Linked DNA regions of Homo sapiens: region 2 is linked to region 1. The links are chromatin loops, found by intact Hi-C in ENCODE. Cell type or tissue: PC-9. All regions are shown on one strand. Links, peaks and the distances in the headings refer to the core of each region. The heading gives the core; the rest is flanking DNA.

The links. Hi-C counts contacts between places; a loop is a spot of excess contacts. Peaks named below come from ENCODE experiments on the same cell type or tissue, not always from the same donor. Only the 100,000 strongest peaks of a DNase experiment are listed, where the experiment ranks them.
Region 2: it touches region 1 in a loop (33-fold over the local background); 16 of 110 quality-filtered maps call a loop at or near these places.

Annotation. Positions count from the first base shown.
Region 1 is chr2:110,808,404-110,815,936 of GRCh38, reverse strand. The region is part of intron 9 of ACOXL (acyl-CoA oxidase like); the gene reads right to left. Among named protein-coding and RNA genes, the nearest start is that of ACOXL, 80 kb to the right of the region's middle. RefSeq lists an enhancer at 2,526-3,026. In PC-9, for the core only: CTCF peaks have their summits at 3,780 and 3,987 (motif pointing left); a DNase peak (open chromatin) is centred at 3,986.
Region 2 is chr2:111,663,330-111,670,862 of GRCh38, reverse strand. No RefSeq gene overlaps it. Among named protein-coding and RNA genes, the nearest start is that of MIR4771-2, 100 kb to the left of the region's middle. In PC-9, for the core only: CTCF peaks have their summits at 2,958 and 3,157; a DNase peak (open chromatin) is centred at 3,152; H3K27ac peaks cover 429 bases.

The sequences.
Region 1 (7,533 bases), core at 1,456-6,455:
GTCCTGTTCATCCAGAGGTGACCAAGAAGACACAGGTTCTGTCCTCTTGGACTTGACATTCCTAGTGACCAGCCTTGCAGGTGAGGCACCCCAAGCAAGACTTTCTTACCCCTGAGTTTGCTGAGTGGCAAATAAATATAGTTCCACAGAAGCCCTTGGGCACCCCACTCAGGGCCAACCTTGTAGGCAGAGAATGCCTGCTCCTCAGTTTACCTCCTTCGGTTCCTGCCTCTCCAAACTCAGATCAAGCTTGATCCAGAGGGAAGTCCCTACGATGCAGGCAACATTCTCCCCACTGCAAACCATGTAATAATCTGGAAAAGCCACATATCTTCACAGAAGCAGGGGACTTTGCTCCTTATTACAGACATGGCAGCACATACATTTTAAATATGAAAAACATCCCCTCCTTCTAAGGTCCCTGTATTGAAGTTTTCAAGGCACCTCACTTGGATTTTGTACAAATTGAGAAATAAACCAACAAGCATCAGATAGAGGCCAAATTAATAAAATACAAATTAACAAAGGAGAATATGAAATAGATTTCATACAATAGACAAAATGATCAAGAAGCTTGAAGATATTACTACTATAGTGATTGACATGGTTTGGCTGTGTTTCCACCCAAATCTCATCTTGAATTATAGTTCCCATAATTTCCATGTGTTGTAGGAGGGACACATTGGGAAGTAATTGAATCACGGGGGCAGTTTCCCTCATGTTGCTGTTCTCATGATAGTGAGTGAGTTCTCACAAGATCTGATGGTTTTATAAGGGGCTTTTACCCCTTTTGCTCAGCACTTCTCCTTGCTGCCACCATATGAAGAAGGACATATTTGCTCGCCCTTCCACCATGATTGTAAGTTTTCTGAGGCCTCCCCAGCCCTGCAGAACTGTGAGTTAATTAAACCTTTCTTTACAAATTACCCAGTCTCGGGTATGTCTTTATTAGCAACATGAGAACCAACTAATACATTGATGAAGGCATATGTTTCTTCTCCTAACAAGAAAAAAAACAAAGGCAATTAGAAATTCCAGGACAAACTAAAAACCTTAAAAAGTTACAATTATCAAAATATCAAGCAAATAAAAACATGATACAATTCTGAGTAATTTATAGAGTATAAGAAAAGTGATTCCATTTGACCTTGATGCTAGGAATATTGTTGTTCAAATTGTAAAGATATTTTGACATTAGACTTCTAGAGAAGAAATATGATCCTCATATACTATGTAGTTCTACAGTGAACAATACTTCGTAGCCCTGGCCTTAATAACACACAAACTTATAACAATAATACATAAAGTTATAACCCACAAATATTCTACTAACCATTATTTTGCTTCCCTTCTTAGAGCCTGTAAGGGTTTTGTGGTGGCAAATTTAAATGGCCCAGTTCACTTTTTAAAATTTATCTAAGGAATTGTAAACTTTTTTTGGCTTACTAAATTTCATTATGGTAGGCAAAGGTATCCAAACTTGTTCCGTTAAACTAAGCTAAAAAAAAAAAAATCCACTGGACACACTTAATAAGTGTTCATTCTAAATGGCCCTTTTCCCCATAAAAAGTCATCAATGAAAAGGCTGGATCAACTCATTTCCCCTCTTACTCCTGATCCCAGGACACAAAGCTCAGAACCACAGTGACACACAGCTGTGAGGCAAAGTCGGCAGTGCCACTAAAAATTAAACCAGGCCTCAGGTCACAGTGGAGAAGGAGGCCTGGATTCTGGCCCAGCCACTAACTATTTAACATCTACCAAATCCCAGTCTGAGTGAAATGTCCACATTTTCAACGTGGACACCAAATTTTTTAAATATTTGGTTTGGTTTGGTTAACCAAGGCAAATCCAACCATGCATAAAGTGTTCCAGGAACGCCAGTGAGCAGAGTTTATCCCAAGAACATCTGTCTTGAGGACTACAAAGCCACTCCAGCATTGGGTAACGGCCGGACCCCAGTGCTGGAATACCAGAGTGTAAGGCCCAGAAAGCTCTGGGCAAACTGTTACATCTTCCTACATCTCAGGTTCCTCATGTGGAAAATGGGAATCAGGACAGCACTCAGCTCACAGGGTTGCTCTGGTGATGAAATAAACAATTATATGTGAGGTGCTCAGAAAATTGTCCCTGATCAGGAAGGACTCAATACAAGTGAGTTACTATTTGACTGTGGCTTGAGCTGTTGTTGCCTTTCTCTATGGGAATCTACTACAGGATAGAACAAAGGAATGGAGCAATGAGCTGTGGAGTGAGGGAAAAGGACAGTAACCTGTACAAGCATCTATGCTACATGGACTATCAAGTTTCAGGTGGAAAAGCTCCTAGGGACAGCAGGCCAGTTGTCAATCATCCATATCTGACCTTCCAGGTGGCACAGGTCATGCTTTTCCCCAGAGGTGGCCAAAAGGACTTCCATGGAGTGAAGCCTGGGAAGCTCCTCACAGCTGCAGCCTGGGCATCGTTCTCCCGGTAGTAGATGAGCTGGCAGCTGGCGCCAAGGAAGGCAAGCCTCTCCCAAGCAGAGGCCTGGCTGGGAGCACTGGGAAGCAGTCACAATTATGGCAGCATCACACTGCCCCTCACAGCTGCCACTGCCACAACCCAAGGTTTGAGGAGGCTGGGGTTTCCTACAATGCCTGTGTAGCCTCTGATGACTTACTTAAAGGGAGTTCTGTTCCTTGAAATGTCACAGCCACAAACATCTAACATTCATGGGCCACATCAAATGGGGAGAGATGCCCAAGGACTTTCCTCTCCTGTAGCAGAGAGAAACTCCTTACCCTACCAAGAGCTTTCTGGCTGCCCATCTGTGAATGTGACGCAGATACTCTACTCATTGGGGAAGGGCTGGATGTCAGCTCCTAGGTCTTTGTGCCAGAGACCTAGAGGCCTCATTTGGAAAAGCTTCTATAAAGGACATGTACTGGACTCTGACCATAAAAACCCCACAACTGTCTCTGTATGGCATGTTACTCTCAGTACCCGCTGCCACATGTCCCTCCTGCCAGTGTAACCACAGAGGCTCCACACAGCACCAAGTGTTTCAGCTACCCGGATGCACCATGAGTCCCCAGAGGGCACACGCCTGTTCCAGGTCATCTCTGTCACCTCCTAGCACGATTCACAGTGCTGAGAGGAAGGCGTACAACACGTCTTCGTGGAATCGAAGCAAATTCAAAATGGAAATTCTTTCAAATATCCATTTCAGATACACATGTCCTGTGCTACTTACTATCTCTGGCTGCACTTCTCTCTAGCTCTTCGGTCTTTGAGGAAAAGGGCAGTAGATGTATCTTTTAAGGAGAAATGTTTATGAATGGAGCTGGAGGCCATTATCCTCAGCAAACTAACACAGAAACAGAAAACCAAATACGGCATGTTCTCACCTATAGTGGGAGCTAAAGGATGAGAACTTATGAACACAAAGAAGGAAACAACAGACAGTGGGGTCTACTTGAGGAGGGAGTGGGGAGGAGGGAGAGGAGCAGAAAAGGTAACTATTGGGTACTGGGCTTAATACTTGGGTGATGAAATAATCTGTACAACAAACCACCATAACATGAGTTTACCTATGTAACAAACCTTCTCATGTACTCCCCAACCTAAAATAAAAGGTTACAAAAAGGACAAATGTTTAAATTTCGGTTGTTAAATATGTAAACAACTGCTATAGAAAACCAAAAAACATTATTTAACCATTTTATACCCATCCAAAATGCTGCAAACATATGTTTTTAAAGAGGTTTATGAGTCAAATTATATCCTGAAGAGTTGTCAAAATAACTCTACATCCTATTTACAACCTTGGTCTTGAGTCCAACAATTACTCAGCTCATGTATCCTTCTTCTTATGTTGACACTTTTTAAAAATCAACACTGATGCCTGATGAGAAGCTAAATAAACTGATGACAAGAGCAAAAACCTCCCCACTTCTTACATACGAAAGTAAATAAACGCAAAGAAAACAGAACCTGCAAGTCATTATTGGTATTTTCTGCCCTCTGGTGGTCAAGTCCAAGAAGTCTCCACACCAGGAAACAATCTGTGTATTTCACAGATGGCCTCTCTGAGGATCACTCAGGCTAAAGCCTTCATCCCACTGGACTTCCCCAGCAACCAAGTAGGTCCTGCTTCTCTCCTCCCCGCGTGTGTGTGTGTGTGTGTGTGTGTGTGTGTGTGTGTGTGTGTGTGTGTGTGTGTGTATGCAAAAAAAACAAAAAGGATAACGTCAGTCTGAGCAGAACAGGATGAGCAATGTGACCCCACCTCCTCCAAGCACATACAACGTGCCTGAAAAGGCATAAAACTGCAGCAGATGAGCTGTGCTTTCAACTCCCCAACACCATGTTCCATCTGAGCAGATGAGTAAGGCCACCACATCACAAAAGTGTCAACAGAATGAGCATCGGTCAGCTTTGCCTTATTAATATCAGGGAAACACACTCCTGTGAGCACCACACATTTTCAGGACATTACTTTAAAGAGCCCATAGCCTCCCCTTCCATCACCCTCTGTTATGCCACACTGTCTGCGGAGGCAGAGGTCCCACTGTGCTCAACATCAGAGGGTTTCCGTTCCCACCAACCCCATTCAACTCAGTCCCCACACTGACCCCCCACCGTGCAAGACCTACAGAGACACTCCTTACTCTGCCCTTTGCTGCTGAAGGAAGGACAGGCTCTGAGAATGGTGAATGCCTCTGTCCTTTCCTTGAACACTCCTGCCTGAGGAGTTTCTGTGAAGTGTGGTGTCCATCAGGTAGTCGAATGGTTTTCTCTAGGACATTCCATAACTCCCTGATACGCTTTGGCTGTGTTCCCCCCAAATCTCATCTTGAATCATAGTTCCCATAATCTCCACATGTCATGGAAGGGACCCGGTGAAGATAATTAAATCACTGGAGCAGTTTCCCCCATCTTGTTCTTGTGATAGTGGGTGAGTCTCATGAAATCTGATGGTTTTATAAGGGGGCTTTTCCCCCTTTTGCTGAGCACTTCTCCTTGCTGCTGCCATGTGGAGAAGGACGTGTTTGCTTCCCTTCTGCCATGACTGTAAGTTTCCTAAGGCCTCCCCAGCCATGCTGAAGTTTGAGTCAATTAAACATCTTTTCTTTATAAATTAACCAGTGTCAGGTATGTCTTTATTAGCAGTGTGAGAATGGACTAATACACTCCCCATTAACTACTAAATTATACATGAGCTGATTACTCTTGTGTTCAGAGTCTTTGTAGTGGGATGGGTGGGATGAATGGATTATTGGATGGATAAATGATGATGGATGGATGGATGGATGATGGATGGGTGGATGATGGATGGATGAACAGATGATGAATGATGCATGGATGATGAATGATGGATGGATGAACAGATGATGGATGAATGATGAATGGATGATGGATGGGTGGATGGATGGGTGGTGGGTGAATGGGTGAGTGGGTGGATAGGTGGATGGACACAGACGGACAGGTGGTTGAACAGGTGGGTGGATGAATAGGCAATACATGGAAGGAAGGTTAGAAGAGTAAAACGATTTCCATGACATGTAGGGCTCTACTAGGCCTTGCAGGGACTAAATAAAAAAACACAATCCCTGCCCATTAAAGATTGTGTTAGTAATGATACAAAATGAGATCAATCTGTGACAAGAATAGATGAACACAAAGTGATTCCAGAAGACAATAAAAGCAGATGACCTCCAAGCAAAAAGAAAACAGACAAAGGCCTGATCGTGTTACAGCAATAGCCACAAACATTGAGATTATTAATGTGAGGAGGCTGAGTAACCTTCTGCTCAGGAGGAAGTGTCATGGCACCTGGTTTGTGGCCATTAGGACAGATAGAATGTGACACTCTGACACCTGCTGATCTGCCCCAGCCCCAGCCAGTAGCTGAACCAGACAGGCTGAGTGGTGGAGAGCCGGATGACCAGGAGCCAGACACCCTGGTGAGGACATCGACATCAGGACCTCTCTGGAGCTGTGGAAGAGCTTGGGTGAAGGGGCAATCCCAAGCAAGACCTCACAGCAGTGGCAGCATGCAGCCTGCTGTGCTCACCTAACACAGCACAGGCCCACAGAGCCACACCACCACTCCATGTGCGGTGAGAAGGGCCCACACTGGCCACTGACCAACCCTGGCTGGCTCTCAAGGGGACTCAGATGCCCTCAACCTCCTCTTCATTGCTCAAGTCTTCCATGAACCCTTGCAGTCAGAAGGTCACAAAAGGGTTACTCAAGGATGCAATAACCCATTTCAAACCCCCATCAACAGCAGGGAGAGACTCTCCCATGCCTTGCTGAGACCCTTCACTCATACCCAACAATGCACACCGTAGGAAAAGATTGTGTGTCTATCGCCGGTTCTGAGAATCCCCTGAAGCCAGTTTCTTCCCTTTGCTCTCCCTGAAGCTCCTGGTGCTGGGAAAAGCTACCCCCATCTCATATGTGGCACGCTGTACAACTTGGAGATCATCGTTCAGGCTCTCAGGACTGGCTGAGTTGTCTGCCGCCCAGCACCCACGTGCCTGAAAAAACAGCCCAGAATGCTGGTTGCACTCAGCATGCAGCCCCGCAGCTCAGCTGCTGCATGTGACTCTGCAGCCCCAGCCCTGGGCACACTCCCAGACCACCAGGGCCACACTGCCAAGTGTAGGTGAGCACGACCCCAGTGCCTGCTTACAGCACAATGCACGAGTGTGTACACATGAAGCACATACTATGGGGAGCAGTGTCTGCGACAGAGAGGAAGAAAGAAAGAAGACTCCTGGTTCTGGACAGAAGGGCCACGTGGAGTTAGATCAAAGAGGCAGCAACATCCTCCTTCCCACTCAACATGGACCCGGCAGTGGGGGCTGGTATGTGGGAGCACAAGAACCAACATGCACTGAGGGCTTCCCTCTGCTAAGAGATAAGCCAGGGGCTTTGGATGTGAATCCTGATTCAGACCTCATTCACTCTTTCCACTCCTATTTGCTGTTTGTCTGCTATGTGCCCAGCCCTGTGTGTGAAGCTGAACACACAGCAGTGGATGAGGCTGGCAGGGCCCCAGCTGCGTGGAGCTTTTAGGCTAGTGAAGGAGACAGAACCCACCTATTGCACATGAGTTGCTACACTCATGAGTTGTAATACATGCTGCAAGTGGGGAGTCCAGTGCCTTGGGAACAGGTGTCAGAGGAACCACATGCAGGCTGAGGCCTTTCTGAAGAAGGGACAGTCATACAAGCTCTGAAATGTACATGAAAACAACCCATGCAAAAGGGGGGCATCCCCAGCTGGATGGTAGCACATGTAAGCCCCCTCCCACAGTGGCACAGGGGAGAGACAGAAATGAGGCCAGAGGGACAGAGGCCCAGTGGAGAGAGGGGGTACAGTGAGGAGTCATGAAGGATCCTGGATACAGAAACAGAACTTGGGCCTTGATCCTGGGGACCCAGGGAGTGACAAGGGGGCTGAGACAGTGCTGATATTTCACAACCACATCCATGTGTTCTGTGCAGGGGTCTCAAGGAGCAGAGCCCATGGCAGCAGTGT
Region 2 (7,533 bases), core at 1,142-6,141, 860 kb before region 1:
TTATTTATAGATCACTGTCGAGTTCAGACTTGTCTATAAATGTGAAATGCTCATTCCATGCCCAGGCCCATGCCTGGTTTAGAGCAATTGAAACGAAAAACAAATTTAAAAAGTTAATTTAAAAATTTCAGCTTTACTTAAAATTATTAACATGCACAATTTGTTTTTAAAATAGAGGTGCTCTGGGCATGCTGTCCTAGTTAGCTGTTGGGTTAAGTTGTACTAATGCATAGGTGTTTACCTTTTGGGGTGTGAAAAGGTTGATTAGGGAAGCTGCCCCCGTAGGTCTGCTAGCCACCTTTGCTCCTGTTAAATTAGATCTCTGAAAAATGCTTAGTTCTCAGCACAGGGCCCAGCCTGCAATGTCAGCCCAGGCCCCAGCGTGTGCATTATCATATACTATTATTATTGCCACACAGGCAGGCCCGCCTCTCTGAAGCTGTGTTGCTGAGGATGAAATGTCAGAATTGAGGCTGCACTCAAGCCAGGGCATATTTCCTGATTGCTCTGTATTCACAAATATGTGTCCGTCAAGTCACAGAGCACTTCCTGACGGACACCTCAATGGCCTTCTGTGCTGGAGGTGGACGTGATCTGAAGGCTGTGCCGCAGCCTCATATGGGCTGTCCCTCCCAGGGAGGACCTGCACCCCAAGCCCCCTCCTCTGGCCACAGCCTTTGAGCTGAAGGAGAGTGGTGATGCAGCGGGAGGCACTTTTGCGGGGCTCGTCATGGTTTTTCAATGGGTTGATCTGTTGACCAAAACTCTGGAGACATCTTAGATCCCCTTCTGTTACCACAAGAGGGTGTTTTAAAACAACCTTGCAAGTTCTCATAACTAAATACACTTAAATTTCCATTTGCTCTAAAACCAAGGCAGCATGTCACACGCAGAGTGGGCACAGTGCAGTGGAAAGGCTGACCTCACAGAGGGTGACCAGCAGCCGCACAGGCGGGACAGTCGCCCTCAGCGTTCATTCTCCGTGTTCTTGGCCCCCTGACTCAGCCCTCCCTTGGTTTATGGTGAGTGTTTAATGTCCACCTTCACTTCTAGACGTACGGGTGGGACTTTTCTGTCTTGTTCACCTCTGTGTCCCCAGCTGGTGCCTGACAACTAGTAGGTGCCCAGCACAAAGTTGTGAACAGACTAAATGGATGGGTGCTATTTTATATTTAATGGTTTAGAAATGCTTGTGAATGGAGTTTAAATTAAAAAAAAATCAAAATTGATTTAGAGAAATTGAGCTTGATTATATTAAAAAAAAAAACAAAAACAACAAAAAAAGCAACCCTCCTCACACCCCTCATCAAGCGCACACACACCTTGAAAAAGGGCGGGAATGCCAAGATGTTAACTGTGCTTGTTTACTGATGGTCAAACTAGGGATGGATTTTCCATGCTTTTTGAAAGTAATTTTTAATGTTTTCCAAACTGTCATCAATACATGTATATTGCCTTTATTCCATGGCAAATAAATGCAAAGTAAACAGAAAAATCAAATCTTTCACTTTTTCTTTTCTGAATCACAAAAATCCAGTAAGTTGGGTGGGAGAGCAGGGCCCTCAATGGTGGGGAGCACCTGTCCTAGGTCACCTGTGTTATGTGACTTAGGGGGTGAATAAATGTATTTTTTTGTTTTTGGTCATGCTCTGTAATCAAGTGTGCAGCTTGGATCAGGCCAGTAAGAAACTCAGCAATGTCAAAAGCGGGCACAGGGATTCCACCACTGCTGCCTGGCCATGCGCGTGGTCTACTCCAGTCATGCAAGTTTGGTTCTTTGCTCTCATGATGGTTAGTTTTACATGTGAATTTGTGTGGGTCGCAGGACACTCTTGGATGTGTCTGTGGGGTGTTTCAGAATGAGGTTAGTATTTGAATCAGTGACTCTGTCAGGGAGACCTCTCTCCCCAGTGTGGGTGGTGCCATTCAATCCACTGAGGGCCTGAACAGAACACAAGACAGAGGAAGGAGGAACTTGCCTCTTTTCTACCTCACTGCTTTAGCTGGGGCATCTCAACTCATTTTCTCCACCCTCGGCCTGGGATGTATATCATTAGCTCTCTGGGTTCTCAGGCCTTGGGACTCGGTCTGAATTACACCACTGGGTCTCCAGCTTGTTGATGGCAGATCATGGAGTTTCTCAGGTTCCATAATGTGTGAGCCAATACCTCAGAATAAATCACACACACACGCACACACACACACACACACACACACACGTACATGTATTCACTGTTTCTTTGTGTAGCCTCAGATTTGCAGTGGAACATAATGATAGACTTGGTGTCTTAGCCACAATCCATTTGGAGTGAAAACCTAAGGCAGGCAGAAATCAAATGGATGCAGCACAGGCGAGCGCCCAAGTTGGGGCTTAGCCCAGGAGGGTTCTTGGTGTCACTCAGGAAAGAATTCATGTGTGAGCTGGAGGTGTCAGACAGCAACTTTTATTGAAGCGGCAGTGTACAGCAGCAGCAGAGGAACTGCTCCTTGCAGAGCAGGGCTACCCATAGGCAGTGTGCCCGCAGAAGCAGCTCAGGGGAAGTTCAGCAGTTATAGTTATACCCACTTTTAATTACATGCAAATTAAGGGGAGGATTATGCAGAAATGTTTAGAAAAAGGGTGGTAACTTCTGGGTCATTGCCCTGGAAAGGGTTGATAACTTCCAGGTGTTGCCATGGCAGTGGTAAACTGACATGGCAGTGGTGGGCATGTCTTATGGAGAGGTACTTTAGCCTCTTACCTGTCTCAGCCAGTCTTTAATCTGGTCTGGAGTCCAAGCCCTGCCTTCAGAGTCGAGTCCCACTGCCTACCTCAAAACTGGACAAGGAAGTTTCAAAAATCTGAGGAGAAACAACCCCTGTCAGGCATATTTCATGAATGCCATCAACAGGACCACATTGGATACTACAGCTAAAGTCTTATGGCTAAAGTCCTCAGAGCTTCATGTGCTTCCAGAAGGGCCATTCCATAGAATTCCTTCGTTCCTCAGGCTGACGGTCTAGAGCTGGTATTGGAGAGAGCTGGGCAGGCTGGTGCCCTCTGGGCCCAGGGCTGTGATTTCTGCAGTGCCTTGGCCTCTGCCTGTGTGAGCCTCTGTTCTCCTCTGTGGAATGCAGGTCACAGAGCCTGCCCTGCAAGACTGTTAAGAGTCAGCAAGGGGCTCCACACTCCATGGTTTTCTTACTTCCTTTTCCTTCCTAGATAGGGCTGGTATCCACCTCCCTGATTTTAAGAGGTTTCCTTGTCCTCTCTCCTCTGCTCTCTTTTCCTTTCATTTTAAAGTACCTTTATAACTTTTCAGCAAAAGTTTTCTTATCACCGCTTAATGTTGTCCTTTTGGGCTTAGGGATATCTTAACAGAATTTCCTGGATCAGCTGTTTCTTTTAAGACATAAAAATCGCAAATTAATTACATTTATTTGGTGCCTACTGTGTGCCTTTGCCTGTAATATGTATACCAGTGAGAAATAGAAAAGAATTAGAAGCTGATGCTGATACGGTTTGGCTCTCTGTCCCCACCCAAATCTTATATTGCAGCTCCCATAATTCCCACGTGTTGTGGGAGGGACCCGGTGGTAGATGATTGAATCATGGGGGCGGGTCTTTCCCATGCTATTCTTCTGATAGTGAATGGGTCTCACGAGATCTGATGGTTTTAAAAACGGGAGTTTCCCTGCACAGTCTCTCCATTTGTCTGCTGCCATTCATGTAAAACGTGACATGCTCCTCCTTGCCTTCTGCCATGATCGTGAGGCTTCCCCTGCCATGTGGAACTGTAAGTCCAATTGAATCTCTTTCTTTTATAAATTGCCCAGTCTTGGGTATATCTTTATCAGCAGTGTGAAAATGGACCAATACAGATGCTTTTCAAAAAAAGGGTTTACTTCTTTATTTTCTTTACCATAGTGAGTGCCTGAAATTAATAACATTTTAATAAACCTTTGTTTCAGTAGAATCTTGTCTATACCTAATACTGTTGCCATTATAACCACCACCACCACCATCACCACCACCATCAGCTCCACCATCATCACCACTGGTACTGCTAATGCTGCTGTCACCATCATTGCTGCCACTAATATCACCAGTACTGCCAGCACTACCACTAACACCACCGTCACCACCACCATGACTACTAATATCACCATTACTGCCGTCACTACCAATGACACAACCATCAACACTACCATGAATACTAACAACACCATCATGGCCACTGTTACCAGTAACACCACCATCACCATCACCACCATCATTGCAGTTATACCACCATCAATGGTCATCACCACTACTATTACCATCATCACCACCATCACCTGTATCAACATTACCATCACCACCACCAATCCCATCAGCATAACATTACTACTACTACCGCCCCCCCAAGATCCCTGCCATCACTGTCACTACCACCGCTACCACTAACACCACTGTCACCTTTACCTCAGTCCCAACATCACCATCACCATCATCATCTCTACTACAATCACTCACCACCACTACAATGATCATCACCACCTCTGTTGCCATCACAACCACTACCATCACCTCCATCATAATCCCCATCACCACCACCAGCAGCATCCTCACCACCCTCATCCCACATGTGGACCACACTCAGAGCAGAGGTTTTCAGATTACACTTGTAAAACCTTCTTCAGTCTGAGACAAGCCCCATGATTTGTTTCTCATATTGCAGTTTCTCATAAAATTCCACCTGAAGAAAGAGTTCGAGACCTTAAAGACTACTTTAAAACCCTGCCTGCACAGTGCTTCATCACACTTTCTCACACACGCATACATGTTTTCTGGGGAGCATTTATGAAGATGTAAATGTGCTGTCTGAGGAGGGTGCACAGTGAAGGGGGAAGCACCATAGATTTGTGTCATTAGAGAGCAGGGTCACCTTGGGTGCCATGGGGAGAGGCCAGGCTTCACACTCCTGGGCTAGCATCACAGAAGGAAGGTGGAAGGAAGTGATAAGGGAAGAGAAACTTGAAGGCAGCAGAGTCAAATATTGCTTTTATTTCCAAGGCATATTAAGGATGAGATGGGTTAGTTTAAGTTTAGGAAGAGGAGTGGAGGAGGCTGTGAGATTTTTGCAGGGCTCAGTGTGAGGACAGGCATTCCCCACCAGCCTGCAGCCCCCTGCTGGGTCACTCCACCTGATGCCAGGACCAGGCGGGCTCTCCTGGGAGGCTTCTCTCTCCACGCTTATTTCTGGCCTATCTCATCTTTGCAGGCAATGGCATGAGTTTTGTCTTTTTTGGATCAGAAGTATTGGAGAGCCTTATTGAATAATTCTGTCCCTTTAGATTTTACTCTCTGTGGAAAAAGACATATTAATACTTTCACTAGATACATAGTATATCATGCTTTGATAAATCCAGCACCGAAACAGACCTGAGACATACAAACAGGTCCAGTACTAATGACAGTTCCTTCATTTATTTACTCAACAGTGATTTCTTTGCCCGACTATGTCAGATGTGGAAACACTGTGAGGTGGGGGTGGCTTTTCCAGCGTTCCAGAAGCTAGCTGAAGTTTGCTTCCCTTTTCCGCTCTGAGGGGCAACTCGATGGGAGTAGGGGTAGGAGTGGGGAACCTGAGGCAGGAGAGGGGTGTATTATGAGAGAACCAGGCTCCAGGGTAGACTTCTGGGGTGCAAGCTGACATGCCTCCCGGTGGGCAGGTGGTGGTGGGCACAGAGGGCCGGCTGTGAGGCAGAGGGGAGTGGGGGCTGCGGGGAATGTGGAACACATGCCCATCTCAATGGAACAAAGCACTGAGGTCTAGCCAAGTTTTGCCATGAGAAAAGGAGGGCCCATTGTTGCTAGATTTTCTGATCTTTTTTTTCCAAGAGAAGCTGGAATCGAAACTTTTTAAATGCAAAAATGCTTCATTTTTAAATGTCGATAACTCCTTGCATTAACAAAAATCATAACCATGAGGTCAAACAAACACATTTAGGAATAGTATCTGTTCTCCAGATAGCCAGTTTGCCTTCTCTGTTCTATCCAGTAAAGGATTTCCAGTCTCCAAGTGAACACACAGAAAAAAACATTGGAGTATCTATGGCTAAAGAAGACTTACTTAGCAAAGAACCATTTTCCCTCCATTGGCATATTTTTGAGAATCTACTGGGGAAGAGCCCTGGTTTGAGATGGTTCTGGTGGGCTGGGATGTTCAAGACCCCTTTCCCGGGGCCAGGAAGCAGTTTGTGGTCAGGTCACTGGTCGTGGAGTGAGGGGACCTGGATTTTAAGCATGACCAATGCTAATCAATCATTCCTTTCCCAGCCACCCGTTTATTACCTGTGAAATGAGAGAAATGAATTGGGCTTGGAATTTCAAAATGAGTATGGGTGTGTGTGTGTTTAATATTCTTACTCAAAACTACTCAAAAAAAAAATGCAGCGAAAGAAGCAGATGAGTGAAGATCATCTGCAGTTTAGGGGAAGGGAGGGTCTGCAGCCTCATGCCTGTGCCTCCCCAGGCCCTGGAAGAATGTGCCAACCTCTGGCCTGTCTTTTCCAGATCCTTTGTGCTGAATTTATTTTTCTTTATGCTCATCTCAGAGCCAAACTTTTGGGGATATAAATTTGGTCAGATGCCTTTAAGGAGGAGAACTTGGCCAGAGCAGATTCTCACTTTAAAAAAGGATAGTGGAAAATCCAGACCTCAAGACATTTTATCCGCCAAAACATAAAGTGTATTTTTCTGGTGAGTTGGAACTCCCACTTCAACTAAGAAAAGAAATATAGCCTAAAGGAATCTTCAGAAACAGGAGATACTGTCTTGAAGTAAGCATGGGTCCAGGTACTGCTTGGCTACCGTTAGTTAGTGAAAGATCACAATTTCAGTCCTTAGGACGCTGATGGAAAAATCGAGATGGATTACATCCTGCCCAGCGCACAGGACCCTAGGGAGTGATGGTTGTCATCTGTCTAGTTCCTCCTGCTGTGTGTTTGGCCTTCGTAAGAGCAGCGACCACCAACAGTGATGTGAAGTGTGGAGACTAAACTTTGGAAGGATGGAAAGAGCCAGCAGAGGGAGACGGCATTTGGAATGACTTAATGCCGTGTTCTCAGGCAGTGTTCTCACAGGGGTGCTGTCTGTCACTCTGTAAACATGCACGTTTGTGGAACTAAAATCCAAGCAAAGAGCCTCTGAACAGTTGTAAGGGAGTTGATAACAGCTATCTTGAGCTGCAGATACATTATCTCATTGAGTCCTCATAACGACCCTTTGAACAAATAATTTGACAGATGTCACAGATGAGACTCCAGGATCACAGAGCAGCAGAAGTGGTGGGGTTGGAGCCCTTCACCCCGTCTGTTTTCCAGACCATGCTCAACCCTATTGGTGTTCGTAAGAAGCCAATTCCTGCCTGTCCCACTGATGTGTAGGATTTGTGAAGGGCCCTGGGCATCCTTGTCCTTAGTGCTGCCTACAGAAGCCTTGCTTCCTTGGGGATGAATGTAGAGTCAAAGCATAGCCGAGTCGGCCTCCAAGGTTGCTGCCCTGCCCTC